3 separate regions of the Mus musculus genome follow, and regions 1 and 2 are each linked to region 3. Evidence: chromatin loops called from intact Hi-C (ENCODE). Cell type or tissue: left cerebral cortex. All regions are shown on one strand. Links, peaks and the distances in the headings refer to the core of each region. The heading gives the core; the rest is flanking DNA.

The links. Peaks named below come from ENCODE experiments on the same cell type or tissue, not always from the same donor. Only the 100,000 strongest peaks of a DNase experiment are listed, where the experiment ranks them.
Region 1: a loop joins it to region 3, with 3 times the contacts of the local background. A loop is called at or near these places in 2 of 42 quality-filtered maps.
Region 2: a loop joins it to region 3, with 4 times the contacts of the local background. A loop is called at or near these places in 2 of 42 quality-filtered maps.

The regions. Positions count from the first base shown.
Region 1 is chrX:81,696,474-81,707,699 of GRCm38, reverse strand. It overlaps the pseudogene LOC115489112. Among named protein-coding and RNA genes, the nearest start is that of 4930595M18Rik, 240 kb to the right of the region's middle. In left cerebral cortex, for the core only: no CTCF peak of the experiment used is centred there; a DNase peak (open chromatin) is centred at 3,456; H3K27ac peaks cover 284 bases.
Region 2 is chrX:81,709,761-81,720,986 of GRCm38, reverse strand. It overlaps the pseudogene LOC115489112. Among named protein-coding and RNA genes, the nearest start is that of 4930595M18Rik, 260 kb to the right of the region's middle. In left cerebral cortex, for the core only: no CTCF peak of the experiment used is centred there; DNase peaks (open chromatin) are centred at 5,131 and 6,954.
Region 3 is chrX:82,303,128-82,314,353 of GRCm38, reverse strand. It overlaps the pseudogene Gm18386. Among named protein-coding and RNA genes, the nearest start is that of Gm24706, 92 kb to the left of the region's middle. In left cerebral cortex, for the core only: no CTCF peak of the experiment used is centred there; DNase peaks (open chromatin) are centred at 3,099, 3,350, 3,886, 4,274 and 1 more place; H3K4me3 peaks cover 1,423 bases; H3K27ac peaks cover 1,403 bases.

The sequences.
Region 1 (11,226 bases), core at 950-5,949, 610 kb after region 3:
TTACCTTGGTGGTCCATTGTCAAACATTCAGAATCCACTAAAGTCTAATAGTAGGTCAATAGGACTGGACAAGAACTGTTTTACAAAGGATATGGAATGTCCTTAGATGATGGTAGAGCCTTGCTCCAAAATCCCAAAGTTCGCTGCAGTGATTCACCTACTGGACCCTGTGAATGGCTCTAAACATTGTCTCTGTCTTCCAGTACAACTTCAAGCCACTTCTGGTCTGTTGGCTTCACTTCAAGTTTCCACTCAAAACTATAGATTTCTGAGTTACTTGATATATGTGCTAGAATAATAAATCCAAGTGAGGAATGTGCTGTCTCCAGAATCCAAATAGTCTCCCAAAATGTTCTAATTCTTTCTTTTTGGTAGAAGCAGCCAGATTCAATAATGTATCTTTTACTTTAGAATAAAGGTATCTGTGTGGCCCATACCACTGGACTTTTAAATATTTTGCTGAGGGAGAAAACCTTTGAATTTTAGTTAGATTTATTTCCCATCTTTTGATGGACATATGTATTACCAATTAGTCTAAAATGGTTAGAAGCTCCTGTTCACTTGGTTTAATCACTATAACATTGTCATAAAGTTAAATAACATGGTTAAAATCCCTTTGAACTATATTATGGCACAAGGCTAGATAGTTGATCTATCATTGAGATAAAACTGTAAAGGGATACTGGTAGCCTTTTCCATTGAATGTAAATCACTTCTGGTGGTCTTTATGATCAGCTACTGATAAAAAGACATTTGCTAGGTCAATAACTGCACTATTTTTACCAAGAGATGTATTAATCTGTTCAAGTAAGGACATTAAGTTTCATAAAGCTGTTGCTGTTGGAATCATTACTTGATTAAGTTTTTGAGAATCAACAGTTATTCTTCATGATCCATCTGTCTTCTGCACTGGCCAGATAAGAGAATTAAAGGGAAATATATTGGGAACTACCACCCCTGCATATTTCAAGTTCTTGATAGTAGTGCTAATTTTAAAAATTCCTCCAAAACATCTCTCTGATATTGTTTTTTTGATCAATTTTTTTCTCCCTGGAGTAGGCAACTCTAGAATTTTCCATTTAGCCTTTGAAAACATAAGATTCTCTGTTTCACAAGTCAGTTATAATTAGTTTGTGTATTATGCCAACTTCTAAGTATATCTACCCTAAATATATGTTGGACAGCAGACATGGGGTAATAAAGAGTGTAGGAGAGAACCCCTGTCCTGCCAGAGTTCCAATGCTGGGGCAGGAAGATGCGAAGGACTGCTGCATGCTTCCCACGTGGCCCCAGTAGGTGTCTGGCTGTGTGAAGCTACGGACTCAGTCCTGGAGGGGTGGGCACGGTTAATTTGAGGTCTCTGGGCTTCATGGAAGGCAGATATAACAGGTTCTCAATCTCTGACATCCCAGACACTTCTGTATGTCATGGAAGAGCTGAGAACAAAGTGAAGACTATGGGGGGGGGGGGGGTGCTGCTCATTCATGCCTGGGGCCAAAGAGAGGAGAGGGTAGGGGGAGAGGAGTTAGTGGGTGGTTCCCATCCAGGCAAGAGTCCTTGTTCCAGTCTATGGTTGGAGCTCAGGAAGGCCTTCGGGGGAGAGGTTAGATGCAGCTCTTTAGGGGAAAGCCTATTCCATCATTCAAGCACAGTGGCCTTGATGAACAGAGACAGTCTATGATTTTAGAACTTTATTGTAGAAAGGCAGAGAGAAAGAAGGTAAAAGAAAGAGAGGGGCCAGCCATGGCCAACTGGAGAGAAGGAGGGAAGGGAGGGTGAAAAGGAGAGCTAGAGATGAGAGTAAGGGAGGTGAGAGCTTAAGAGAGAGAGGAGGGGCCAAGCAGCTCCTTTTATAGTGGGCTGGGCTACCTTGCAGTTGCAGTGTAGCTGTCTGGAGGAGCATACCTGGCTATTGTCAGGTAACTGTGAGGGTGGAGTCTAGCTAGAACACCAGGAGCTTGGGTCTTTGTCTGGATGACTGATAGTCACAGATTTATGGAGTTGGGGGCTCTGTGGTGTCTGGCATCTGTCTCTGAGAATGTGGTTTACTGTTCTGTCCCTTGTAGAGTTTTCTACTGGGTCTGTGGAGCAAATATCACTAAACCAAAACAGGCTACCTTTCACGGTCCCACAAATATATATGCTGGTACTAGCGAAATAAACACAAAATGAGTTCAGGGAACCAAAAAAAAAATTACTTGAATTAGATAAGCCTGTATTTTAAATGGAGAGTCACAATATTTCTTAGAGTCTCCTGGAATTAAGATCAATTCAGATCTAATATATAACAGAACCTGGAGAGTGTGATTGTTTCCTTCCCCAAGTATAGTTACACTTACAAAAGACCATAGTTCCCTCTGGACAAAGACTGGAGAAACTTTAACAGTAAAAATCTTAGGCATTCTATCAAGTACTTCCTCAGGGGAGTTTGTCTGTATTCAAGGAGTTCTGGATCTTCAAACTATCTCAAGTCTGGAAATTAATTCACTGGCTGAGTTTGCCTTTTGCCATGATCCACTGTAGCTTTTCCTTCATTTTTTTTTTCTGGTTATACAGATGAAACAGACATGCAGTAAACTTCTTATATATTTGATGCCTGGAAAGACTATGACTGATTAGCCAATACCAAATATCCATATGACTTATACCACTTATACAAGTCACTTTGCCTACGCCACCCCTTATGGGTTAGACCATCATGGATGTTTCCTTGTCTATGCATCCAACTCTAATAATTAGGTTTGGTGATTCAGTGCTACCTGTGTTATGATATGTCAGGGCTCAGATTAACCTACTACATTTAATTCATCCAACAAAGCACCAATAGCTTCAACTTTAAGATCTGGCATACAGGAGAAAACAAAGCTCTTTAAATCCTACTGTATAGGGTTTGTTTTGTACTGAGTACCCACTCTAGTACTGTAATTTCCTTAAACCATATAATCTCTTCTTCAACACTAAGACAATGGATATTAGGAATCTCCAACTCCTTTTTTGGTTGGCCATATTTTGACAAATGCTTCAGAAAACCACTAAAACAAACTTTTTGATATTGTTTTGATTTATGTAACCTTTGATATTTAACATGGTTTAACTTAGAACTCCCTTACTGGGCCAATATCATTAAACTCATCCTGATTCAATTTTATATTCTTTCAGTCCTTATGGTACATGATTAAAATCTATCTTCATATACATTCCCCCAAATTCTGCATAACTGAGTTAACAAGCCAATTTAGGTGTTTAAATAATGTAGTGTATCTTTCATCTAGGAGCCTGGTTTACATTAAGTACAATTATGTGTGTAGAAGCAACTATTGGTGGGGTCTTAGGGACAGTAGTACCTCTTTTCCTGGTAATTTCTTCAGAGAAAGTCACTGCTTGTTTAGCAGACAATGAAAAATTTCCTCACTTTGAGGCAGAAAGGGCAATATTTCTGGGGGTGGAGGTGTGAGTACATCTTCTGCTGAGAGTGGAGAGACAGCCCCCTCAGGTTATATAAGCCCTTGAAAATGCTTACAGTTCTCAGCTTCAATAGCATCATCCTACACATACCCATTTCAAGTCACAGGATCCAATTCTTTTCCAATCAACGTCCTTACTTGAACTGAGTAGACCTTTTGTGATTAAGACTTGCATTTTAGCTGTAATTCAGTTAACCTTATAATGAGGGCTTCAACTAAATTTTACACATGATCTCTGGAATTGTGAGAGACAAGATTCTCTTATAAAGTATACTTAGAAACCATTAGAATATTTCTTTTTTTATTTTATTTCTTTTTAATTGTTTCTTAGATATTTTCTTCATTTACATTTCATATTTATCTGAAAATCCCCCTATACCCTCTCCCCCAACCAGCTCCCAAAACTACCCACTCCTGCTCCCTGGCCCTGGCATTCCCCTGTACTGGGGCATATGATCTTCCCAAGATCAAAGGCCTCTCTTCCCATTGATGACTATCTAGGCCATCCTCTGCTACATATGCAACTAGAGACAGAGCTATAAGGGGTACTGGTTAGTTCATATTGTTGATACTCCTATAGGCTGGCAGACCCTTTAACTCCTTGGGTACTTTCTCTACCTCTTTCAATAGAAGATTTGTGTTTCATCCCATACATGACTGTGGCATCCACTTCTGTATTTGCGAGGCACTGGCATAGCCTCACAAGAGAGAGCTATATCAGGGTCCTGTCAGCAAAATCTTTTGCAGCTGCAATAGTGTCTCGGTTTGGTGCTTGTATATGGGATGTATCGCCAGGTGGGGTAGTCACTGAATGGTCCTTTCTTCTGCCTCAGCTCTGAACTTTGTCTCTGTAACTCTTTCCATGGGTGTTTTATTCCCCATTCTAAGAAGGAGCAATGCATCCACACTTTTGTCTTCCTTCTTCTTGAGTTTCATGTGTTTTACAAATTGTATCTTGGATATTCTAAGTTTCTGATATTTATCCACTTATAAGTGAGGGCTAAACCCTATTTAAAAATGGGGAACAGAGCTAAACAAAGAATTCTTAACTGGGGAATACCAAATGTCTGAGAATCAACTGAAAAAAGTTTAACATCCTTAATTGTCAGGGAAATGCAAATGAAAACAACCCTGAGATTCCACCTCACACCAGTCAGAATGGCTAAGATCAAAAATGCAGGTAACAGCAGATGCTGGCAAGGATGTGGAGAAAGAGGAACTCTCCTTCATTGCTACTTAAATTGCAAGATGGCACAACCACTCTGGAAATCAGCCTGGCAGTTTCTCAGAAAATTGGACATAGCACTACCTGAAGATCCAGCAATTCCTCTCCTGGGCATATACCCAGAAGATGTTCCAACTGGTAATAAGGACACATGCTCCACTATGTTCATAGCAGCCTTATTTATCATAGCCAGTATCTGGAAAAAACCCAGATGTCCCTCAACAGAGAAATGCTCATAGAAAATGTGGTACATTTACACAATGGAATACTACTCAGCAGTTAAAAACAATTAATTCATGAAATTCTTAGGCACATGGATGCATCTGGAGGATATCATCCTGAGTGAGGTAACCCAATTACAAAAGAACACACATTATACTATTTCTACACATTTGAAGTTGGTCAGTTTTATCACAGAGTTCATTTTTGTCCTTTACCATATTCTGAGATGCTAGAAATTTTTATATTCATCACAAAGATGAATATAATGAAGATGATTCTCTCTGTGTGTCACTTTATATATAGATGCAAAATAGCTCATATCATGGCCTTTCATTATTCTCTGGGCTTCTATGAGAGGCTTTATTGACTATAAAACTACTATTAACTACTTTAGAAGCTTCAGTAACTATAGGTGTTTGCATAGTATAGTGCATATTTCATTTACTTAAAAGCATCATCCTTGTACTTCTATTGCTTTAGAAGCACTTCTTGTATGAAAATCTGTAATAACATAGAAGAATATATATGTCTATATATCTATATCAATATCTATATTTATGTGTGTATACGTGTGTGAGATATTCAAGAATCTAGTAGTTGTTCAGTCCACGAGGCTGGACATCTCAATCTTCAATATATACTGAATTCCAAAAATATAGGCTCTAATGCCAGTGAAGGAATAGAATTGCCAGTGAGTGTAAGCAGGCAAGAAGCAATATTCCTTCTTCTATGTCTTTTATATACACTACCACCAGAAAGTATGGCACAGATAAAATGTAAATCTTTCTTCCTCAAAAATTTTGATCAAAAGTGAGTCTTTCCATGTCAAAAGATTTAATTAAGAAAATAAAAATAAATAATAATTAAAGCCTCACAGATATACCCACCTGCTTGGGATTTAGTTAATTCTAAATATAGTCAAATGACAAAGCAAGACTATCCATTAATATTATCGTTATGTTTCACCACTTAGTGGTTATGTGTATAGCAATCTACTATGCAAACACTATTGTATATGTCAGAAAGATTTTGCTGAAAGGATCCTGATATAGCTGTCTTGTGTGAGGCTATGCCAGTGACTGTCAAATACAGAAGTGGATGATCACAGTCTTCATTTATATGTAAAAAAAAATAAATAAAACTTCCTAATATAAAAATAAAAAACCTAGGTGACAGCAGATGCTGTCCTTCAACAGAGGAATGGATACAGAAAATGTGGTACATTTACACAATGAAATACTACTCAGCTATTAAAAACAATGACTTCATGAAATTCTTAGGCAAATTGATGGAACTAGAAAATATCATCTTGAGTGAGGTAACTCAGTCACAAAAGAACACTCATGAACATGAAAGAACAAGGTATGCACTCACTGATAAGTGGGTATTAGACCAAGAACTCATAATACCCAAGATACAATTTACAGATGATGTGAAGCTCAAGAAGAAGGATTATTTTAAGAATCAGAATAAGTATGCATATTTGTTAGTGCAGACAGCCAGTTCAAAATGTTAATTAGAATATGTTGACCTATGCAATATTTTCAACGGCTTGTTATTTGTTTAAAATTTGTAGCTTGTAGTCTATTCATGTATTTATTATTTCACCTTTATAGGATGAAGGTATCTAGGTATGCTATCAAAAATTATGAATTGTGTTGCCAAAACAGAGTTACTCAATTTCTAGAGAGATAAAAAAGTATTCCTTCTTGACCAAGAGATAAGGCAGGGCCCTCAATGTAGCATTTTGCTAAGAATAAGAATGAAGTTTAATGTTAGAGCACTTTTATGATACGTACAAGTTCCTGGTAAAACTCTCCCTGGTGAAATTTAAAGAAAAACAAAACAAGAAGGGCAATAAATGCTAAAATGTGACATGTCCAAATTATTCACTGTATATAGAAATGAACTGACAACAGTTTTGCTCTATAAAGTACAACCAAGTGTGTCAGGTGATCTTAAGATAATTACCTTCTTAGTTACTTAATGGACATATAGAATAAAATCTCTCAAATTGTGGTTATTTTTCTCCATTTCTTAACTGCAAATTTGAATGTCTGAACCTCAGATAATTGTTGGTATTGAACAAAAAAGATAAAAATTTATGCCTCATGTCTCCTTTTATCCAACAGTATAAGAAGTGAAAATTGTTTTTACTACCACTGATAGGTTTTAAAATAAGTCCCAAAAGAAAACCTTTTTAAATGTGTGTGTACTTTACTCATCTGATTTTTGGCCTATATAATGAAAGGTATTGTAAGTTTAATCAGAAGTTGATTTAATTACAGCTGAATTTACTTTACTGAGACAAGTCAGCCTAGTCCAAGTAACTGTTCATAATCATTTATCAGAAAAATGTTCGTATCTCTATACAAATCTACAAAAATCAAGGGCAGAAATTTGTTTGCAATGCAGTGTTTTAGAGCTATGAAAATGTGTCAACATTCTGTTAGGAAGAGATTGACAGTAACAAACATAATGATATGCCTCATAATATTAAAAGAGTCAACTATATAATGATATATATTGATAAATTCATAAAAATTGGAATAGCTAAACAAGAAATAATGTAATGTTTTTTTCTCATTTATTGATATAACAAAATACATTGAGTTATGTAAGGAGCAAGGGGCATATTTTAGCTTCAGTTTGAGGTTACATTCCATGGTGATAAGAAAATCAAGTCATGATACATTGGAAGCAGTTATTCAAATTAGTTCAATTCATAAGAAAAGAATAAAGATTTAATGCATAGTAATGTTCAGACTAGTTTCTACTCCAATTACATATTTGTGATACCTCTCACAGTGAAGAAAGTTATTTCTATATCAATCAATGTAATCAAGAAAATCCCTTCAAGACATCCACAGTGTCTTATTTCCCAGGTGACTATAGATTTTGCCAAGTGGGAAATTAACACTAGTCGTTACAAGGAAGATATTTTTTGAAAAGGCAGAGATTTATATAACATTAAGCCAATGTGCAAACAAAAGATTAATCTGTTGGGTGTAGTGATGATGGTAGGGCAAATGGAGTTATTTCCAAATGATTGGAATGATATTTGTCTGAAAATGGATTCTGTAGAGTTGTATTCTATTTTGTTTAACAATATCAAGTGATAATTAGAAATAGCAAATAGAGGCATATAGATAAATATAAACTCTAGGGAACTGGACAAAGTGTTATTCACTTGTAATAACCATACTCAACTAAATTAATAAAGAGAATGGAGGATCAGTTTGGTCTGCTAGGAAGACCCTGTCTCAAAAGTGAAGTAAAATGAATAAACAAATGAGTAAATAAATTTAAAAAATTTTACAGGACATTTCAATCACTTATCTGTAAAATCTTGAGTTAGTCTGACAGATAAACATGCTAGATCATGGGATGTAGTGATCACTCAACAATTTAGAGCAGTGGTTGTTCCTCCAGAGGACTCCAAGAGACCACATGGCAGATCACAACTGTTTGTAATGAAAGACCCACAACGTGAGGACTCCCCCACGTTCTGACTCAGGAGAGGTGACACCCCAAAATCACCCACAAGAAACGGGTCTTGCTGCAAATTGCAAGAAGATTTTTATTCAAGAGCGCTCTTGGGCCCATGGTCATACACCACGCAGGGGTAGAGGACCGTGGCGCCCGGAGTAGCTGGGTAAGGGGGTATTTAAAGGATGAAATCACAACTTAAGGAAGTGGGGAGGGCGTTGTTGGAAGATACCAAAGATACCAGTTAAGAGTCACAAGGAAGTGTAAAGTTACAAGAGTCACAAGGAATACCTGGCAATTGTTAACTCTCAAGACAGCTTCTAAGAGCCCCTAACAATAGCACATTTGCATTGCAGGTTCTGGGTGACTTTCTTTGAATGAGCACTCTTTGAACCCAGGAAGCGGGTGGATGGAGGAATGTCACTATTTGTTTTATGATTAACATACCTTTACAAAGGCCACATTCCCAAGCCTGGGCCTAAAGGCCTAGAATTCTGTTTTTAAGTTGTTATACTTTCAGTAACTCCTGGCTCAGAGTATCTGATTCCTTCATTCAGATATAAAAGTAGGCAAAACACAATTTACCAAAATAAAATAAATCATTACAAAGTAATCTAGATTATATCAACAGTTTTCAGATAGTGGAATGGTATTCAAGAAAGAATATGAGAGATATATACATGTTATATATTTATTAGTAGATTGTTTTGTATTATCTTTTTTAATTATTATTCTTATTTACAAGGATTTCTGGTATAGGTTGACTTTCATTTACTCTGTAGGTTATAAGGGGTTTAAGTGTGATTATAGTTGAAAGAGAAAAAAATAAACTGATGCTTTTTTTATAAACAGTTTATATTTTCCCATCTTAGGAAAGCCAATACATCTTGCATACATAAAAACTCACACATCTGTGATGAAAAATATAAAGGTGTTTTGTATTATGAAAGTTCAAATATATTTACTGTAAGGCCTATACTAGTTATTTATTTGGTATATTTCACTCAACTTAGCAAAAAAGAATGAAGAGCAAACAAAACAAAACAAGCACATACATATAAAGTTCTTTCCAGTTAACATTTCTGAAGAGATTAGAAAGCCAGAGGCAAAATAAAGAAATACCTTATATTTCTGTTAAAATCATCCCAGAGTATGTTAGTTTGTCTTGAAATTTGTTTTTGTGCTATATCTATCTTGTGCACTTACATAATCAGTGACATTTCTCACTGCTACTGGCCATCTTGTTGGAAAAATTGGATAAATATCAAAAGTCAAATTGATATAATACTTATCACAGTCATCTTATTATTCATAAAATATTAAGAACTATATTTGGTTACATCAAGGAAAATGATAGAAACAGATACTTTGGATAAACTTTGCATAATAAATATCAAGTTCTAGAAATCTATTTTTTTAAATGTACACTAATTTACATATGTGGCAGCTAGGCAAGTACTCAGTGGCAAATTCTAATTGTAGCATGATGATAGAAAGTGATAGAGACATTAATTTCTTTTAAAAATACAACAAATACAATTAGGAAATAGTTACTTTCATTGTAAAGAAATTGTTTAACAGAAATATTTTAATAAAATATATTTTCCCTTTCTCAGCACAAAAAAATACATCATTTTGTAGAAGACATTTATTTCTAGATTTTACTTACAGAATTTTTAAATAGATTTTTAGACATATTATAATTCTTCAACTTATACCAGAGCAATTAAGAAATAGAGTTTTCAAAAGTACATTGAAGACATTTAGGAAATCAAGACAGAAATCTATACTGTTAAGGCACTCTTAGCCCAGAATAGAGAAGTATTCCATGGTCCAGCCACACTGAGAGCAATCAGCTGGTATTGACTAGAAATAGACATTGAACTAAAAAGTTTGGTCTAGAGATAATTCTGGTGATTTAACCACTTGTATGTGCTGACTTCATGTGTAGTAATACATAATGTAGGCTCAGTAATTGCAAAACTTAATGAGCATCTGGGGAAAACAGTCTTAAGTCACTAGATTCTTCAGTTAAATGCTTAAAGATAAAGTTCAATTAAATGCTTAAAGATAAAGGAGACTACTGCTTATTAATCTTTATTTTAGAATCCAGAGCACTGAAAGAAACAAATAAGATATAGAATGAGATTACTGGTAGGAAAAAAGTATTATATGATATTTGTGAGGTTAAAAAAAAACATTTTATTGCATACTCACATATGAAGTGATTTTCAAAGCTGTAAATTCCATGGTTCAGGATGATTGTGCATCTCCGTGTTTTCAGAGGGTTTTCATTTTTAACCCAGTAGAACTCTAAACAACTCAAATACCACGTAACTCTGGTTTTAGCTAAACAAACAGCTTCCCACATCTAGGAATTGAAAGACAGGATAGCTTAGAATTTGCATGTAATATATTAGTGGAATTTCATGCTTACCACAGAAGTTGTAAATGATACAATTTGCATTTATACATGGTGAGTTGTGTTGAAAGGAAAGATAAAAAACATAAAAGGTAACAACATATGTACAGGGAAGTGAGAAAAAACTATAAATTTAAACTGTTGAAATGAAGGGACCTCATTCAAAATGACTTTTCTTTTTCTTAATTTTTAATTAGTTTCTTGAGGATGATTTTTATTGGTTATTTTCTTTATTTATTTTTCCAGTGTTATCCTCTTTCCTGCTTTGCCGCTCCCAGAAACACCCTATCCCATCCCCCTTCCCCTGCTTCTATGAGGGGTTTCTTCCACTCAACCACCCGGTCTTGCCACCCAGCCCTTGATTCCTGTACATATGTGAAGAAAAATTACCCAAAGAAGCTTTG
Region 2 (11,226 bases), core at 4,796-9,795, 600 kb after region 3:
CAAGTGGATGGAACTAGAAAATATAAACCTGAGTGAGGTAACCCAGTCACATAAGAACACACGTGGTATGTACTTACTGATAAGTGGATATTGGGCAAAAAGTTTGGAATATCCAAGATAGAAAGCATAGATCATACGCAGCTCAAGAAGAAGGACAATCAAATGTGGATGCCTCAGTACTACTTAAAACCAGGAACAAAATAATTACAGGAGATAGAGGGATGGAGATGCCTGGGAGGAAAAAAGGAGGAGAAGGGAAAAGGGGGAGGCATGATCAGTTGTGGGAGTAGATGTGGGGAGTAGGGAGAGATGTATGGAGTGTCAAGAAATTGAATGGAGCTGTAGAGAGGTAGGGGGATGGTGTCTTAGTCAGGGTTTCTATTCCTGTACAAACATCATGACCAAGAAGCAAGTTGGGGAGGAAGGGGTTTATTCGGCTTACTTTTCCATACTGCTGTTGATCACCAAAGGATGCAGGACTGGAACTCAAGCAGGTCAGGAAGCAGGAGCTGATGCAGAGGTCATGGAGGGATGTTCTTTACTGGCTTGCTTCCCCTGGCTTGCTCAGCCTGCTCTCTTATAGAACCAAGACTACCAGCCCAGAGATGGTCCCACCCACAAGGGGCCTTTCCCCCTTGATCACTAATTGAGAAAATGCCTTACAGTTGGATCTCATGGAGGCATTTCCTCAACTGAAGCTCCTTTCTCTGTGATAACTCCAGCTGTGTCAAGTTGACACAAAACTAGCCAGTATAATTGACCCCTTGTCAACTTGACACACAAAAACATCACTAGTAAGCCTCAACCCTTACAATCTTATTCATCCCCAAGATCTAAATAACTTTAAAAGTCCCACAGCCTTTACATATTCTTAAAATTTCAATCTCTTAAAATATCCATCTTTTTTAAAATCCAAAGTCTCTTAACTGTGGGCTCCACTAAAGCAGTTTCTTCCTTCAAGAGGGAAAATATCAGGGCACAGTCACAATCAAAAGCAAAAGTCAATCTCCAACTGTCCAATGTCTGGGATCCAACTCACGATCTTCTGGGCTCCTCCAAGGGCTTGGGTCACTTCTCCAGCCATGCCCTTTGTAGCACACACATCATCCTCTAGGCTCCAGATGCCTGTACCCCACTGCTGCTGTTGCTCTTGGTGGTCATCTCATGGTACTGGCATCTCCAAAACACTGCATGACCCCTTCAGTCCTGGGCCTTCAATTGCAACTGAGGCTGCACCTTCACCAATGGCCTTCCATGGCCTCTCATAGTACCGAGCCTCAGCTACTTTGCGTGACCCCTTCATGCCTTCAAAACCAGTACCACCTGGGTGACCCTTACATATTACCAAGTCCCGCTGCAGCAGGAGTACAACCTTGACCATCTCTGAAACACAGCCTCTTTATGCTTTCACAAAACACTTCCCAGAAGACGTCACCTCAATGATGCTGGTCACCGCTAATTTCTTAGCTCCAGCTAACCAGCATCAATAGTCCCAGTAATGCAAAGTTTTTGCTTTGGCAGTTCTGGTATCTTGTTAATCACAGCTGATTCTTCAGCCCCAGCTAACCAGAACTACAGAATCTTCACAATCAAAACAGCAATGGCCCTGAAAAGAGTCTTTAATTTTCCCTCTGAAATTTCACAAACCAGAGCTCCATCTTCTGCGGTGTTCTCAACATTATCTTCCAAGCTCCTACACAACATCTGACAGAGCTCTTAACAATGGATGGATCTTCAAGCCCAAAGTTCCAAAGTCCTTCCACAGTCCTCCCCAAAACATGGTCAGACTGTCACAGGAATACCCCACTCTGCTGGTACCAATTTGTCTTAGTCAGGGTTTCTATTCCTGTACAAACATCATGACCAAGAAGCAAGTTGGGGAGGAAGGGGTTTATTCGGCTTACTTTTCCATACTGCTGTTGATCACCAAAGGATGCAGGACTGGAACTCAAGCAGGTCAGAAAGCAGGAGCTGATGCAGAGGCCATGGAGGGATGCTCTTTACTGGCTTGCTTCTCCTGGCTTACTCAGCCTGCTCTCTTATAAAACCCAAGACTACCAGCCCAGAGATGGTCCCACCCACAAGGGGCCTTTCCCCCTTGATCACTAATTGAGAAAATGCCTTACAGTTGGATCTCATGGAGGCATTTCCTCAACTGAAGCTCCTTTCTCTGTGATAACTCCAGCTGTGTCAAGTTGACACAAAACTAGCCAGTACAGATGGGTAACTGGGTGTATCCACTAGAAAGTTCCAGATACCAGGAAATCAAGATGTCCAACGGACCAAACACAAATGATATTAGCATAAATACCCAACAAAGGGTAAATAGAACCAGTAGAGACCAGATCCAGAAGATAGGCACTGACCCTGGTTGAGGGTTGGGGCCACCTACCCATCTAAATAAAAATCCAGAATTGTTCCTTTCCAAAGGAGTTACCGGGACAAAACTTGGAGCAGAGACTGAAGGAAAGATTATCCAGAGACTGCCTCACATACGGATCCACACCATGTGCATACACCAAACTCAGACACTATTGCTGATTCCAAGAAGTAATCACTGACAGGAGCCTGGTATAGCTGTCACCTGAGAGACTCTGCCAGCACCAGACCAATACAGATGCAGGTGCATGTAGCCAACCATTGGGCTGAGCACAAACATCCCAATGGAAGAGTTAGGAGAATTACTAAAGTGCCGAAGTTGGTTACAACACCATAGGAAGAACAACAATATCAACGAACTGGAATCCACATAGCTCCCAGGGACTAAACTACCAACCAAAGGTTACACATGGAGGGACACTTGGTTCCAGTTTCATGTGTAGCAGAGGATTGCCTTATCTGGAATCAATGGGAGGAGACCCCTCGGTCCTGTGAGGCTCGATGCCCCAGCATATGGTGATACTTGAACATTGAGGAGAGAGTGGGTGGGTGGTCAGGTGGGGGAGCACTCTCATAGAGACAGGGGGAGGCTAGAAGGGACAAGGGCTTACAGAGGGAAATTGGGAAAGGGACAACATTTGAAATGTAATGAAAAAATAACCAATAAAAAAGTAAATGTCCTTGTTAAAAGAGACTCACAGATACAGGTCAATAAAAAAAAATCTTCCATCATTTATATTTTTCTTGTGATGCTTTTATCTGGAATGACTCAGGCACAATTACATTACTGGCACTAGTGAATCTCAGTAACATAATAAGTTCAGTAACATTTTGTAGAGTTATACATATTTTAGATTAATTGTAAGACTATAGTTTGGAATAGTATGTATCTACAATTAGAAACTCAAGCTTTAGCCGGGCATAGTGGTGCACACCTTTAATCCCAGCACTCGGGAGGCAGAGGCAGGCGGATTTCTGAGTTCGAGGCCAGCCTGGTCTACAAAGTGAGTTCCAGGACAGCCAGGGATACACAGAGAAACCCTGTCTCGAAAAAACAAACAAACAAACAAACAAACAAAAAACCAACAACAGCAGCAACAACAACAACAAAAAAAACCCAAACAAACAAATAAAACAAAAACAACAACAACAACAACAACAACAACAACAAAAAAAAAACCCTCAAGCTTTGAAGGAAGAGAGTGTATGTTCTCATAGAAAGGAACAGTTATTAGGATGCTTGAATGTTGCTTCTATCACCGATCAGCAGAAAAGAGCCATGACACAGCTTTCTTCTTAAAGCAGTTTATTCAGGAACATTCAACATGCAACCAGGAATCTTTCTCTAGCCCCCAATCGCAATCCTTTATATAACCCCTCAACCACGCCCCAATCAGCCCAGTCCATGTAATCTCAGTTCATTGGCCTTTGTCAAATGGCCTGATCTTGTGTCATGGTGTGCCTGTGCAGCTCTCACAATGGACGTGGCATATTTTCAGGTGTATGAGGAAGTCAGGTGCAAGTCATAAGACTTGGCTGCAGTCCTGGGCGCCATCTTGGGACTACCGCCACACCTGCTCACCACACTTGATATCTCATGTGAATGGAAAACTCTTTGTTTATTATAGTTGTAATTATCACTGTATCTATAGCCACATCAATCTTCACTTTGATTATAGGCACAGCAGCCATGTTAGAGTAAGGGGAACAGTTAATAAGGCAAAGATATATACTTCCTTATTAACATTTATGGATAACTTCTTCCTTTAGGTAATTTGATATTTAATAAAATATGAATATAAAGTTATAATCGTCTTTTCTTCCTATCTCCTTGAAAAATGTTAAAATATAAAGTTGTAAACTTAGTTGGCCTAAGGGATAAAACAATCCTTAAATTTTAAAAAGATAAAGTTTAAAAATAATTTTTATTTTTGTTGTAGGGGTGCTTTTTTTGCATGTATATGTGTGAACACTGTGTATGCTTTATAGTTGAAATAGGCAATAAGAAAGTATCTGATCTTTTGTGATTGGAGTTACAGAGAATTATTTATAACCATGTGTCTGTTGGGAATCAAACCCAGGTCCTGTGGAAGACCATCCAATGCTCTTAAGTTTTTAGCCACCTTTCTAGACTTACAAAAAATAATTCATATCATAGTCAGAAAATATAGGATGTAATGAATTAAATTGTGACTTAGCATAAACAATGACAATTTAAAAATAAGGTTTTAATTATGAAAATGTAAGAATAATATACATTATTCTAGTTATATACTCCCTGTTTATATTTATCTTTGAAAAACTTATAGTGAAAATTATGATAATCTTAATGAAAAATGAAAAAATGGGATTAAAATATATATATGTTAGTGTAAAAAAATGAACTGAGAATAAATTATACTGTTTTAAGGTTTTTTTAATATAAAAATGCAAACAATATGTAGTTTTGTCATTATTATTTATAAAATTCATTATGAATGACATTTTAATCTTAAAACATTGTATCTTCTTCCAGATGGTATCTGCCTGCTCCTCTCTGCACTATAAATAGGAGAAAATAAATAATGTGGGATTCATGGGAGGGTGGGGTGAGATGAACTATTCATAGGCTTATGTCTGCATATGTGCAGACTGTGACATGACTGAGTCAATAATTCCATCTTCAAAATCTGCTCTGCAAGCGACAGCTGAACCAATTATATAATAAACTTCACAGAATGGTAATACAGTCAAAATAATCATGTGGGTCACAAGGGTTGCTTGGCAGCTTGTTATGTGAAAATGATCAGCATGAAAAGATGGTGGGCACAATGAAAGAAATTACCTAGAATGAAGATAGAGAAGATAATCAGCGTGGAAATTTCGTGTCTGAATATAAATGCAAAATATAGGCTGTAACTTTTCACAAAAGTTCCAGCCAACTTTGCTTCATCACAGTTTAATCATATCCTCTAAGGGTTTTATGACATACACAACACAATTTCCCAGAAAAAAAATCTGCAAACCTGTAGGTGCAACATTATGAACTAACCAGTACCCCGGAGCTCTTGACTCTAGCTGCATATGTATCAGAAGATGGCCTAGTCGTCCATCACTGGAAAGAGATGCCCATTGGACAGGCAAACTTTATATGCCCCAGTACAGGGGAACGCCAGGGCCAAAAAATGGGAATGGGTGGGTAGGGGAGTGGGGGGGGGAGGGTGTGGGGGACCTTTGGGATAGCATTGGAAATGTAAATGAGGAAAATACGTAATAAAAAAATTTGCGAAAAACATAGACCCTCTTAAATAAAGATTGATCACTTCATTATCCATTTAAATCATTAGAAAGCATTCCATTTTTTCTTTCTATCATCACAACCCATCTGCGTGTACATTTAATATTTTTAATTTTAGTCATGCCTTATTGAAGAAAACTAGTCTAATAATAACATAATCCTAGGCTTCCTTTTAAAATTTCAAATTTCTTTATTGCTTTATGACATTTAAATTTTCAAATTTAATTTTCAAAGCCCCCTTTGAAATGTTAACCTGTCTTTTCCTTTATTTCATCCATTTGAAAATTCAGTGCACTTTGTTGCTACAAAATTTATACACAAGAAAAATACACTGGATGCATGTATGAATTTAGCAAAAATTTAAGGTATCTTAAGGAAAAGCAAATTGTGTCATTAAAGAAATCTCTGAGACTGTTTTCTTTGAAGGAAAACATGTGGTAGGTGTCCTTTTATTGTTGTGTTCCACAATAGATTTTGTTATGTTTATCTATTATACTTTTGGATTACGATGTAGATTTTAGATATTCAAATAATAAAATGAATGACATTTTGGTGGTAATAAGAATTGAGCCTAGAGACTCAGCCCAGACAAATTCTATGAGTTCTCATCTTTAGCTTGATTCAAATACTAGTTTTATTACATTATTTTGCAATATACATCGAATATTTAAATAAGTGAAAAGCTAAACACAATTATCCGAATTAATACCAATGTAACACTGTCTTCAAAGTAAAAGAAAGGACAAACATTTTTAGCTTTTTGTGGTATAATGAAGCCTTTTAATTCTAGAATACAAATTTAGAAATGATGTTAATAATTCCTTGAGTCTTTTGAACTGTGACTATCTATATAATGCAGTGAGGGCAAACGTTGACATTGGAAACCTCTCAAAATGTAAAGTATGTTATTTAATCATTATTTTCATTGTTCTTACTAGCATTTTAGGATTGCATTCTCATAATGACATTTCTCCCTTTCCTTTCCTACCTATAAGTACTCCTACATACATCTCCCAGATTGCATTCAAAATCTATGAATATATATATATATTCCCAAATATAGCCTCTTGAATACATATATTACTTGAATGTTCTATTAAGGACTGACCATTTGGCACTGGGCAAACAATTGGTATGCATTTCCTTATAAAAAGACATCTCTCCCATTCCTAGCCTCATTCAGTTGCCTTTGTATAGTTTTGAGGATTTTTAGCCTTTTCCTTTTTTAGTTCCATATGCTTGTTCAGATCATTCTTGCTTATTTCCAACCTAAGTGACTTAGAGTCACTTAGAAAACACAGCTGTGTATCTGGAAGAGCATTTTCAAAGAGGTTTAACTGAGAAAGGAAGCCTCATGCTGAATGTGGCTGGCTCTGTCCTATGATCTGAGGTACAAACTGAATAAGAAGGTAGAAATGTGGAAACTACATAAGCATCAATATCAATCTCTCTGCTTCTTCTCTGCAGGCAGGATAATGCCAACTGTCTCATGCTCCTGCTACAATGCTGTTAATACAAAATAAAATGTGTTTGTTCTTAAACTATGAAACAGAATAAGTCCTTCTGCCCTTCACTGATACTGTCAGGTATTTTCTCACAACAATGAGAAAAGTACTACATGAGTAAAGGTATTATGTAACCTGATATAGAACCATAAAATATAAAACAGTACTTCTCAAAATAAATATTTCAACTTCCTGTGGAAATTAATTTTAATTACTACTCAATTAGAGTTAAGAGGGTAATATTTTTCTTCTCTATTCATTGTGACTATTTTCCTGTAAATTAATATAATGTATCAACTAATAACTAAAGAGTAAAACCAAATAAATGGGGAAATTATATAGTAACAAACTATTAGATTTTATTTTAAAAAGTACTTTCTCAGATTTCTCCATTTTAATTGTGCTGAAATATCAACTTTCAGCTTAATGATAGTCATATAAAATCTTATCTCTAATTAGATAATTGTATATACAATTTTAGAAGAGAAATCAAATGTAAATTATACCCCTGAGAGTACTTTAAATGGCCTCAGATCACTAGCAATACTATATATATATGAATTTACAAGATTATAATATCCTGATATTGTGACAAATTTCTGTACAACAGAGAAAGTTATACCAACTGCTTAGAGTTACACAAAAAATCAGGAGATTATTGGTACCTTTTTCCTGTTATAATTTGTACAGATAATATGTGTTCCCTTAAATACATAATTAACATTTTAGGAAAAACTGTGTTTAAAGTATAAATCAGAATACCACATCATGAGTCAGATTCAATAATTTTATAAAAAACCTTGAACGTATTTTTCTCAATATATTTGTCAGATGGATTTCTCAAAAAAATTAATCTATTTTATTGCAGCATATGTTCCTTTGGACACATTAAAATATATTTACCTTTGCCTTTGTTGTATGTTTAGTACAATTGTGATAAAAAACAGTATAAACTTATGGATTAAATCTGACAGCTTCTTAAATTTCAATGTCTAACACAGTTATGGATAATGGTTAGATTTTAGGGTTAGACAATGTGATATACAGATGTAACTCCTGCACCTCCTAGGTTCCAGCAGTGGGTTTGTACATTTGAGACAACCATGGGCTATATACTAAAGACTAGTATAGCGAGCAAAGATGTAGATGATCAGTGGAACAAGATAACAATAGTGTTCAAGAAACACTTTCAGAGAGTTTGACCTAGTATACTTACACTGTGAAATGTCCTGTTCCTGAGAAAAGGAACCATTGTTTAATTTAAATAATTGTTGCGTTCTAATAATACTTTATTTCTGAAATATCTTGATTTCATTATGTAGAGAATCTTAAAATATTTTTCCTCTGTATTTATTAATGTAATATTATTTTATAAGTCTTATGTGCTTCTAGTCTTCTAGTGAGTTATACATATTGCTTAAAACTTTAGATTTTTCTGCTTAATCTCCTTTCAGTTTTTTATTAGCTTTCCCCAATTGAATAAAGATTAAAAACAATCACTACGAACACATACCCTTTTATTTGAGGCCATCTTTTCTGTTTTATCCTCAGATTCTGTTGACCCTAATCCCTCTTAATTTAAAACCTTATTTAAAAGTATGATATTGTCATCTGTCTTTCAGTTTACTTAGTCCTACTGTATTTGTTATAAGAATACTTGGTAACCCATACTTCCAGGTAAGTCAGAGTTATCATTATGTATCAATCCTTATAATTTTCTTTGTCAGTTTGAGTTTCAGCAAATATGTTTCTGTATTTATTTCTTTGCAAAGTAGAAATTTTACAAACCATGAAAATTCAGAAAAACATGGCACCAGGTATTACATACACCTATTGGTGTGATGAAACATGACCAGAGCAAGTTGTGTAAGACAGAGTTTAACTCTTCTTAAAGTTTCAAAAGATTAGACTCTATGATGGTGTAACAAAATCATAACCTCAGTTGTTCTAGCAGCAGCTGAGAGCTCATATCTCTTGATCCATTGGCAAGTAAGTAGCAGAGAATGCACTGGAGTACAGTTGGATTTTGAAACTTCAAAGCCCACCCACAGTGACATACCTTCTTCATCAAGACTATACATTGTGATTGTGCATAAACACCTACTGGGGAACCAGTTTTCAAATATATGAGCTTTCAGGTTATGCTCAATCTATCAACCCTACATGTAACAGTTTTATCCCCTCCATTCACTCTCTTTCATACATACAAGTATATAAATACACACACACACACACACACTTTTTTCTTACTTGGATTATAAAAACAGTGTTGCATCTGTGGAACTAGTGGTACTACATGTACCAAATTACGTGACTGACTCACAAAACACATATTAGATAGTTTGAAATTTAACTTGTTCCTAACATCAAAACAGTGAAATTTTCATCCTAAAACATCTGTCTTAACAATTAATAATAGACAGTCATGATGGTAACCATTAATGTAAAGGGTAGAAGATTTTCTTTTAAGTCACTGTTTAAGCTTCTAATGTTCTGAAAATTCAAAAGCTAGTCTAGATAATATTAAACTGTGCAGTGTTTAAAAAAACTCAAAATACAGTTACATTTAGCAGTTTGTGCTTTTTTGACAAATATTTACATAGTCTTGGAAAGAATTAATAATTTTGATAACATCCAAAATCTTCTAGATGATTATAAAGAAATGAGCAGGAGTAAAATATATTACAGTAATATAGAAAAGCACAAAAACAATATTCTAGAAAGCTTAATTGTGCTCTACATCATTGAGGGAGTGATGAAAACAATCATCCTACCTACAGTTTGTTATTTATAAATTCATATTTATGTCTCTGGTTCTAATTTTTCCTTAGTCTTACATGACTCTTAGATGCTTTCTTAAATTTGTTATCTCATACATTCAGAGACACTTATTTCTGAAGGGAGAGTGTGTTTGAGTAGAATACATGCTTAATAAGCATGTTTTTAGTTCATTGTCTAGCATCAATGATAAATTTAAAACTATTTTTATTATATATTCAAAATTATATATTATAATGACTATCAACTCTATATTTACATAAGACTAAGACTCATGTTTTTTTCTCTGAATTCATTTAAAAAGCATTAAAATCTTAAGATCTAATATCTTTTACATACAATCCAAACAGAACTGAGCCTTGTCAGTTTTCCATTTTAGTACCTATTTAATTTATTGTTTTTTTCCATGTTTTTTCTGTGTATACCTACATATGGCTATCCAATGCTTCAATACAAGTTAATACAGCTTCTCAATAGATTTCTGTGCCTCCAGACTCCTAGAAGCCTTTTCATTGTACACATTGATTAAAAAGTAATCCTCCTGAATCACCTGCAAAATGTAGTTGAGAATTCTTAACCTGGTGTTCAAAACTCTCCTTCTTCTGATCTTAATCATTTTCACAGAATCATCTCCCATTACAATCTTTCGAGATGTTTTCTGCCTATTAACTTGTCTCCCATGAGATAACAAAGGATATCATTCCTCAGTATTGCCTTCTGTTTGATATTTCTCTTTTCTTCTCTGTGTAAGCAAACCCAATATTGAAAGCTTTGCAAACTCTTTCCTCATTCTAGCTAGTTTAATAACAAAATTTCAACATATACATAAGAGTTAACACTCATGTGAAAAGACAATTCAGTCAACTTACATTATTGATCCTATTTTTCAAATTACCATGAAGCTTCACAAGGACCACATAACAAAAGAGTTTAAATTATTATTTTTTAATGACTCATTCAATAGGCAAAGGGTCTACATTACAATGTGGGCTGTATTTGAGATTTTGATAAATAGAACAAGGAAATAATGTTTGTTTGTTTGTTTGTTTGTATTGTTTTATTGTTAAATAAACTAACAAATTTAAACTCAGAATGTTATTCTGATTGATGAAAGAAGTAATCTTATCAAGAATGATATAAGAAGTTCAGATATAGTTACTAAAAAGGAGGGCTCATCAACTAGGAACAGTTTACTGCAATCCGAAGGAACTGATTTTGAATCACCAGCATTAACTTATTAGGAAAACAAAAGTGGCAGTGCTGTAAGTACCTGTAAAACTATAGGTA
Region 3 (11,226 bases), core at 2,383-7,382:
TAGGGGTATAATTCAACTGAATTAGTTCAAACTGAAACATTTTAAACTACCTTTTGTTTTTATTCTTAAAGCCTACTAGGATGTTTGGGAATCATTTTATCTCTGTATCTTATTTTTATATTATTCTCTTAAAATCATTATGGACAAAATAAAATTTATTGAACTTTTGATGTAACAATTTTCTACATTTGAAATGTGGAATGAAATGAAAGCTTATCAATGTAAAATTTATCACCAGATACTTCTCCATTAAAGAGTAGCTACTTAAAACACTCTCCTCTGATTAAAATACCTGAATTTAATTCCATGTCCAACAGGCTAAAAGTCTTTCATGATGCAAGCTCACAGGTATACTTTATTCAGTTGCTTATATATTAATATTATTATACTATATAAATATAACATATAGTATGAGAGATGGAAAATAAATGTAAAGCAGAAAAATATGTTAAGTGGAATCTGGGCCAGTTAAGTTTACAACTTGCTTTATAAAAAATTGTTAGCACAGGGCTGTTTATGTTACACAGCAGTATTTCTATTAAATGAAAAACATGCCAAATCAATAAGTTATCAAGATCCTAGAATTACCGGAGTATTCAAATAAGACATAAGGAATGTAAATGCACTATACTCAGATGCTTTTGAATGTTAAAGTTTTATATGTAAGATACCTGAAATTTATTTTCTGAAGGAATCAAATTTCTATATTGGCACATTCATTTTTTCCAGCAGACTTCTCATGATCAGTGTTCACATTATGCATATTGTTGTCATGAATGTAAATGATAACTTAAAGCCACAAATATTTGATAAAATAACTAAAGCATATTTACATGTAATGGAAAAAAATACAATCAATATTCCACATTTTGATTTTCATCAAATAAACAAAGACCATGAAATAACATTAATCTCATGGTTCTATTATAAATGTACGGTATAATTCCCATGTTACAAGTCATTTAAAGATGACCACTTATTTATTAGAAACAATTACCAAGAATAACACTGAAACATAACAGTTCCATACATAAAATGTACTTGTTTTCTAATAAAAAAATTCCCTTGCCATTTTCTACATCCATAAACAACCTAAAATATAAATGAATGAAGGACAAGAGGAAGGAAGCACAGAAGAAAAGCAGGGAAGATTGTAGTGTAAGCTTAAGGACACATAATTTCTTGTATCAGTGCTCAACCACTTTCTATATTTTGTCATGCTGCAAATGGCTAGAAAAATAATTTATTAGTAATAGCCACTCTTTATGCTTATTAACAAAACAAAATAAGATATAGTAAAAACATAAAACAAATCCCTGATTGTGTAAGGACTCAAAACAAAACATATTTCTAGTAAGTATTCACTTCCATTTTCATCAGACACTCCTAAACCCTCCATAGAATGGTTTTATGGGAAAGATCAAAGCCTAGTTTCAAAAGCAGAAAATATTTTGGACCTATCACTGATCCTAAATACATTTTATTTCAAATAAAAGCTTCAATTCTGTTTCCATCCCATTAAAGAAAGTAAAAATTTTAACCATTTCAGTTGCAAAGTCATTCAACAGTAGTCCAAAATATGTAATCCAAACTTACATAAAGGTCCACTGAACTTTCTTTATGAATGAAGAACAAGATACCTATTTCCCAAACACAAAATTTACATCTAGCCTAAGAATATATTTTTGAAGAATTTTCTTTTACCTTCTATGCACTGACAAGTTTAAGTGTGCCACAATCATAATTATGATTATCATTTAGGATTAATAAATATACTTACTTTTCACAATAATAGTCTATATCCAATTTATATAAGCATTTTCTCCATATTTCAGATAATTATGCATTCATGTTTATTGTCCAATAAAATTTCTGAGTAACTTTTAAAGTAGTTCATGAAACTATTTGATGCATTTCATTCTATTATTTTAGAGTATTTAATTGACCTTATTGTCTCAGGTGCTATATGCTAATGGAACTGTAATTAAGAAAATGTGCCAGTTTTTAAAACATAGTACTATAAATTAGGTAGGGTAAAAGGTTAGTGTGGTTGCAAATTCTAAATAATATTGTGAGTACTGTTTTATGACATATAGGCATCATCACCAAAAAGCACCGCTTGGAATTAAAACTAAAGTTATTTCCCTCTTCTCAACTATGTTGCTCTGTAGTATTTCATCAAATCACATACTTCTTATTCATTTTTGTTATTTCCCCCTTAATTTTTTCTAACTCTACCCCAGAAACCAACAATAGCAGGCACAGTGATTCACAGTTCTGCCTTTTTCCTTCTCCAGAAATACAGGCAAAGAAATGTGCTTTGTTGTTTGTTTGTTTGTTTGTTTTATTTTTTGTTATTTTGCTGCTTGCTATTTGGTATGTTTCCAAGGGCAAGAGGAAGGATCCCAGCAGGTGAAACTTCATGCTTAAAGGAGAGCTTAACAGATGCTTGTATTTACAGCTTTAAAGACCGACCCTGTTTTACAAGTGCTTGCATATTAGGCCAGGATCTCAAGTACCCCAAGATTTATGACAAATGAAATAAACTTCCTGCAAGGGAAGGGGGCATGGAAGGCTTTGAGACTTTTCATTGTGCTTCTTTATTTTGCTGATTTTCAATTCATGGTGTTCTGCTCCAGACTTACTTAGCCCTCTGACATTTTCCTTCAGCACAGCTATAAATAGGGGGGAAAACTTCATTCTGGAATTAGCTCCACACTCCCTTGCACAGACTAGACATCTTCTCACAACTTAGCATCTCTTCCTTCTCCTTTCCCTAACGCTATAAGCTATGTTTCTTTAAAAATCAATCTAGTCATGCTTTGCTGTTAAATTTTTTAAACAAGTTACCATCTCACATCAAAATTGATATCTGGTGTCTTCCTCGATTAAATACATTATGAAAAGCCGGAAGAAAACAACCCCCCTGAAATGTATTTAGCCCACAAAGAAAACTTATTTTCTGTTTTCCCTGGAGAGCAGCACTCCCTCCTCCTTCAGATGCGCCCTGCTGGATTCTCCGCCCTCTCCTCGCGCGAGGGCAGGATGACTGTCCCTACTCTGCTTGTCTCCACATAACTTTCCTCTACCATGTGCCAACTTCCAGGGCACAGCCTTTGTGGAGAGTAGCAAAGAATCATGTATAGCCCCCACATTAGAAAGCAAGACAGCAGGGGTCCTACCAGCGCGGCTCTTGATGACGTTGGTGAATCTGTCCCCCGCAGCATCGTCCTGGGTCTCTTCCAGACCTCTTTGCTGAGCCATATCCACACATTAAGTGTCCCGGAATTCCCCACCCCCGCCCCAAACTTTGAAGGCGGGTGTTTTCCTGTGGTCTGCTGGACGCTCTCAGAAGGTAGCTTGCTGGGTATCTGGTTTGTCCATCTGAGGGAGGATTTTCCTCCTCCCCAATCCCTCAGCCACAGATATAGGGATGCAGGAGGAGCAGGGAGTTCGGTTGGAAAACACAGAAACACAGACACCTTGGCGTGGGTTGGTTGAAAGAGGACTCTGTCAAAATGCCCAGCCCATCCTTAGAGAGGAGGAAACAGGTGCTTTCCCCACCTCCTGGATCTAAAATAGAGTGAGTGAGGCCTGGAAGGTGAAAGCTGAGGAGGGACCTGGTGGTCAATAAATCCACAAGCAAGTTGGAGACTTGCTTTTCCACCGCTGCGCAGAATCAATGCAAAAACAGGAGCAATTAGGAAGCTGCTTGCCAAAAGCAGCACATGAGGCCATGAATGATTTAACATTGCCACTAAGATGACTGCACTGGGGAGAGGAGTCACTCACTTTCACTATCTGGGTCATTCACATGTGTGTACCCCATTTCTTATACTGACCTCAGTACATTGGCCAGGCATAGATAAATTAGGCAGAGGGTAATTAATATTCTTACACGATTTCACCAAAGCTCCACACTCTTCCTTCAGTGTGTATATTCACTCTGACTGCCTCCTCCATCACTTCCTCCCACTACTGATTCTAGAATTAGATTGGACTATAAACAGCTCATATGACTTTATTTTCTAAAAAATTTCAAAAGTGGCTCTTCTTTGGTTAGTATCCCAATTCTTTTCTCTCCTCACCTGACACAAACAACTTATCATAAACTCTCATTTTCATTCCTGTAACCCTATTCCTATATATCGTCTATTGAAGAGAACATTATGTGAAATGCTTAGCAAGGGAGTCAGAAACAACTGATTTTCTTGTCCTCTATATTTTCATTAAGATTGCAACACAGTTTGGATAATCTGGGGAAGTTTACAGTGTTCCACCCAGTTGTCCTGGCCTCTTACCTGGGCATCAGCATTTGCACAAGATGCAAGGTGATTTCAATGGGCAGCAATCCCCATAATAGTGCCTTAGATTACAAATAGTTTTCAGAGCTCCTTATGTTGTCCTTTTTTATTTCAGTGGATACTTGAACAAAACATTCATAGTTACAGCTAAACTCAGTATACTCTCAGAAATAAGAGTTATCATAGGCAAGCAGGCCTGGTAGTTTAGTCCTTTAATCTTAAGTACTTAAGCATTTGGGGGAAGATTGATATAGGACAATAGGAATTTCAAAGGCTGTCTGTGCTACAGAATTCAAGATCCATTTGGGCAACTTAGAATTTGTCTCAAAATAAAACAGTGGTACAATGCTTGCCCAGCATTTGAGAGCCCGTAGATTCAATCACTAGTACAATAAATTAAAACAAAAAATATGATATATTAGATTGCATATTATTAAATTAATCTAATCAGAATAATCTGTGTAAAATTCTACTAACATAAGAACAGGTTAAAGTTGCATTTAAACCTATTTTTGGAATGTTTTATAAAACAAGAAAGTATAGCTAAATATAATATGTAAAAAGTTAAGATGTATGTAAAATGTCTATACTATTTGGATACTTGAGTATAGCATCTCTACAGCTACACAAGAGGAAACATTTTAAAAGTGAGCCTCTGAACTGCCTAGACTTCTAAAGACTGAGAGACTAGGTAGCTGGAAATATTGCTCATTATTTTATTCTATTAAAATCATCTTCAAAGTTAGTTTGAAATCTTCCTGAAAACTGGCTGGCACAAATGATCAAGGAGCAGAAAAGAAACTGCTACAATCTCTCTTATTCTGAGTTCACACTGATCTATTTATTTCAACAAATATAAAAGATCAACTCCCTAATAATTCCTGTTCAAAAACCTTGGAGGTTAGGGAGGTTATAAAACTACTTCTCTGCCACTGAGCCAGTTATATCCTGATAACTTCTTGAATGGTCCATAGAAATTTTAAATATTGTTCATTTTCCTGAGCTAATATTTTCCATGGTCACCTGGGGGACTTAGCACTGAATGCATTTTCAACTAGGAAGAAAAAAGACCTTTAAACTATATCACATCAAAGAATTCTAGATTAGTAGCTGAAGCAATTTATATCATACAGTATCCAACATGAAAATGAACATAATATAAATAACCAAAACACCATGTTAATTCTGAATGAAAATTTGTCTCTATAATTTCTGAAACATAGCACACATACATTAAATTAAAACTATGACTCTCATAAACTTCCATGTAGTTTCCTTTAGCAAAAAAGAGGAACAGCAATTTTGATGTATGTTTTAAGTACTGTCATCAATTTATATAGAGACATCCATTGATTGAATGGAAGGATGTTCATGAATCAACAGGGCTATTTGTTAGTTTTCTTTTGGAGATAATGTAGAAAACAAAGTTGAAAATATATGTATTTTAGGGATGCAGAGAAAGCGTTTTTCCCTAAAAGACTAGAAATATAGCGTATATTTTTAGATTATGATCATAGGCTCTGCAAATTTTCTAAGAAATGTTTCAACACAATCAAGGGTAATTTGAATCACAGCATTTCCTTATTCTTTCTACATTTATTTTTTAGGGGTGTCAAATTTTTGACTACTAGAATGGTCTAAATTTAGGCATTCTCATTGTGTGTGTCCTCAGGCTGGGTGAGCTCTAGGGTAAAAGGAAATGTTTTTTTGGTATTGAGCATCTACTATATAATCTATAAGATTAAAGTTGAAATCTGAAACTTTTTTGTTCCTAACCATCTGAAAGGCTATCGTGTTACTTGGTGCTCAAGATTATTACCCCTAAAGTGAGTATTGTAATAAAATCGATTTTAGAAATCCTGTTTGCACCCCATGATTTCAATCCGAGGGGTCTAGAAGAGGAAGAAGACTACACTTCTCCAATGAGTAATTTCTGTGTTCAGGAATAAACACTAGTTTCTTTGCTCATTTGGGGCTCCTAAAATTAATAATTTAAACTTAAGGTTTTACAAAAAAAAAACTAGTGTATATCTTTATGTAACATATTAGACTGACCTTTGATTTGATATTATGGACTTTAGAAAAGAGATGTCTTATAAATAAATCTCAGCAACTCCCAAACAACTAAATAACTGCTCAGTTAACACAGGCAAGGCTGTGAATCTAAAATTTGTGAAAAAAGCCCATCTGATAACATTTACAGATTTACAACACCTATTGTAATTGGGTAATAAGTAATTTATTCAAGTATTTAAAGATATTTAGTTATTTGTAGTACTCAGCCCCTATGATTAGTGCTACCTAGGGCTACCTTTCAATCTTTCCTTTCTACCTCCCTCCTCAGCTTCTGAACCTGACCTCTTCTTCCTGATCCAGTTAGTCAGACAAAGAGATGATGAATCAGACAATAAGAGATGAACATGCCTAAAGCCTAGAACTATCTGGATGCTGTCTTTCAGGGTCTATTGGAGAAGAGTTATATGGACAATGAATGTCTGGTTGAAGAAGCTAGGAAGACTTCCTCAGATACCTGCAAGAACTACTCCATAGCTTCCACTGGCAAAACACTATCCGCCCTCTTGCCACTAAAAGGAAGAGTAGGAAGATGGATGATAGACTGGTTGAGGAGGAGTCCTCCTAAATCCAATACATATGTGATCAATATGTTTGATCACTGTGGCTTCCTGTCCCAGTACAGTGAGACCACACCATTATGCTCTATCTTTTGTTCATAGATGTACCACAACCCTTCAGGGCAAGAGTATGAGTGCTCACCCAACTCACCACTGCACACTCCCTGATCTTCCTGAGAATGAGGAGAGTTTAGAGGCCCCCAACAAGAAAGGTGGTGATGTATATAGCCTACTTTCCCTGGGCCACTTGAAGGTTCCCACTAACCCAACATTCCATCCCTAGTTCAGTCTGAGACCCAGGGTACCCCCGAGGATGAGCCCTCTAACCCTTAACCTTTTCTTTCCATACTTATCTATTGCAACATGCAGTGCTGGAAATGCATATGCCAGAGGTAGAGGGAGGTATCTCACCTGAACCAGATTCTGTAGTCAGAAAACATGAAGGTACTGCAGAAGTTATAGGAGGGGCACTGATGGTCCAAGTTCCCCACCACAACGAAACCTGCCCCAAACCCATAAAAAGTTAAATTAAACATAGCGTCTTCGTCTTCCTACTCTATCTCCTCAGAAACACTCCCATGCACTAGTTTGAGTAAGATCTCCTGTCTTTTAAGTTCATGGCATCTAATTATTTAATTATTCATGTAACATATATGTGTGTGTGAATAAATATGCATAATAATTGTATATGTGTGCATATGTGTGTAGTTAATGTTGCTAAGCCTTTTCAGTGTCATTTATATGCATAATTTTAGAGCTGACTTATAACTGAATAAGCATTTAGGGGGAGTTATCTCTGGGGAAAATTAATTCTCCATCTCACAATAGTCGTTAATTTCCTGTAATTCCTTATTCAGGGTAGAGGTTTCATGTAATTTACCCCATCTATATAGACAAGTCTGTTGACGTTGTTTAGGCCTTAGGTAAGCAGATATATTATTAAGATTTCATAGGTGCCACTTCCCTGTGCCTCTTAAAGCAGAATTCCTGTTCCTCTGATACTTGTCAGTCTTTCTATCCCCTCTTCCTCAATGTTCACTGAGTCTTAGGTTTGGTAGTTTTACTATCAGTGTATCAAACAGAGATGAGTACTCCTCGGTCCCTTTTTCTTTGCATTTTGACTAGCTATATTTTTCTGTGAGTAGCTATATCTGTTGGTTTTTAAGATTCTTTGATAAAAGATAAGAGATATATTTATTTGTGGGATAAAGATAAGTATTCAGAATGCAGTTAGAAACTGTCTGTTTTAGGAAATCAGTAATAGGTTCTTTTCTAAGATCTGTGACTTCATTAGCCCAGGGTACTTACCTAAGTTTCTGTACTGGGCATGATTTCAATCCTGTTGAATGGATTTAAGCCCAACTAGACAATGTTTGGTTGCTACCAAGAGATGAGTGTCATTCATTATTGCACCATTATGGATATCTTGCCATGCTGGTGGTTATTGTGGTTCATATGCATCAGAGTTAGGATAGACTATTCACTTTTCCCTCTCTTGCATGCTTGTAGAACAACTTAGAGATTTGTGAAAACTACTCCTCATGGAGAACACTTTGGGTCAGATCAAGCTCATTTCTTCCCAGATTTGTGTCCAAAGTGCACAGTGTCTTCAGTAATAAGGACTTACCTTGAACTTCCTTCTGGGAAGCAATGAAGAAAGGCAGCAATAATTTATACAGTTTTGTGAGCCCACCGACAAACAACTGCAGGAGGTAATTTTCATGTTTGATTAGTGAGGATTACTTAGATAGTCTATACCTTTGGAAGAAATATTGGTTACCCCAACTGGTGGTAATTCATTTAAAGAGCATACATACACAGACACACACAGATAGGTGGGTGGGATACAAGCACACATGCATGCACATATGCAGATATTCACACTTACATGTCATTTAGGTAAATATAAAATAATGATTCCTATATCTTTTTTTAAAAAAAGTGTTTTATGCAACTCCTCCTCATTTATTATTCTTCTTCCTTACTCTACAACTAATACCCATCCCCGTTTTCTATATTTCTTTCTTTTAGTAACATTAAATCCAAAATTTAAATGTTGCACTGAAAACTAGCATCAGTGCTATCATTGGAACAAATCCCTAGTCAAGAATTTGAGATCATGAAACTTATTTAGCAGGTCATAGAGAGATATAGAGCTGTTTGACCTCTCCTTCACCCCAAACCAGAGGAATCTTATATAATTGAGGCTATGAAAAGAATTCTGATTTGGCAAGTGAGACTAAATTTGGGGGGAAATGGTAATGGTTGGACATCTGTGTATGTAAAATAATTGAATTGATTTAGCTGCCTGTAGGTATACAGAATATAATATCTTGATTTAGTTGCCTGTAGGTATATAGAATATAATATCTTAGTTTGAATTACTTCAGTTTGGGGGCCATATTAACTATGCTGAGTTTTTGATCATGTAGAGATTGACCACTTGATCACAAATCAAAATATATGTATGTATTTCTAAAAGATGCATGCTGAGTTATAACATCTCATGTACAATTTTGGACTTTTTTCAGTATCCCTTTCTTAATGTAACCTTTCGTAAGGTATAATCATGTGTATATATTACATATAGAGATAATAACTAGATGGCAATTCATTATAAACTGTATTATAAATTACTCTCAAATTATTTCATCATTCCTCATATATTTGATGAGTAAATTAAATTTTGAAATTCATAGCAGTATTTTGCTACATAATAAACTATCTTGAAATGTAGAAATTTAATAACGATATCTTTCTTTCTTAGATGTGAAAATTTGACTTAGATTTCACATGGCTCACTTATTTTTTCCCATGGTTTACTATGGTGAAATCCTGAAAGGAGATATATAATATTGACACTGGATATTAGTTGTTTGTTTTACAGTATTTATGAAAATAAGACTTTTATTTAGCATTTAAGTTTACTTGTCTGACCTCCTCAAATGTAGTTCTTCAGGTCCAAGGTAAGGATGAATTAAAAGAAAGAAGAAATTCTATGTCTCTATGAAATATCAAAGCCAGGGAGACACTAAATGTCATATCAGCCACATTCAAATCTGATACTGTTATAAAAATAGCCCTACGAAAGAACCTGTAAGGGATGAAGTGTTTATTTGTCTTATAATTTCAGGTAACAGTTTAACTTTGTAGAAGAGGCAAAGAAGAAATTTGAAGCACCAAATCACCTAAACAGTCAAGGGAAAAGAAAAAAATATAATCCTGCTCAGCTCACACTCTTATACATTTCAGAATACTAACACAGAATACTGTGAGCAACAGTGGGTTGAGTCTTCCCATATCAATTAAAGTAATTATGGCAATGTACCACAGATATGCATACAAGACCAAACAAATCTAGACCATCCCTTATTGGAACTCTCTCCTCAAATACTTCTAGATTGTGTTACGTTTATATCTAAAACTTACAATCACAGAATTCTAGGAGAGAATTTAGTATACAATTTTTAGAGTAATGACATTAAATTTATATATTTACTTTTCAGTCATAGATAACAACACATTTACTTTCCAATGAACCAAAAATAGTGCACAATAAATATTTTTTTAAAAAAAAATCCTCTAGAAGATAATACAAAGATGAGAATTTTTCATTCAATTTTTCTCTTTAAAAAGCATATTATGGTTCAAATTTGTAAGGTATTATTGAATGGTCTGGGGAAATCCTATGGAACTTAAAAGCAAAGTTTTTTTTTTCTTATTAAAGATGCCATGATTTAGAAGATAGCAGTAGAGAGTACAGTGAATCTAAATTTATGAACTCAGTAGCAATGCGGAGCTCAGGATTTTAAGCATTTAAACCATGTACTACTACTCATAAAAATCCAGTAGACTAGATAAAGTGTTGACTGGTACATATCAAATAAACTTTAATGATTTTTGTCATTTTTATTGTTGCTTTGAGACAGACTTTTGTGCAACCCAGGCTGTGTTCAAACTCAGTGAGGAAGACTTTGAACTCTCTTGTTCTACTGTCTTGGCCTCCTCCTAAGTGCTGTTATTACCACAAAGATAATGCTATACCTAGCAGTAAATCGAGTTAATTATCATCACACAAAGATTGAAGTATCAGTTTTATTTTTTTTTATTGTGAGTTTGTTAAAGTTTGAGTGGAAACTTAATTGTCAAACCTTGCTATTGATTTGCCATTTGCTAAAAAGTTCTTCACAAATACATTCAACATGATGATAACAAAATGATGATGATAATGGTATCTGTGTACATGTGTTCTACTTAAGGCTGAGAATTCTGCAGTTTCTTCTCTGAAC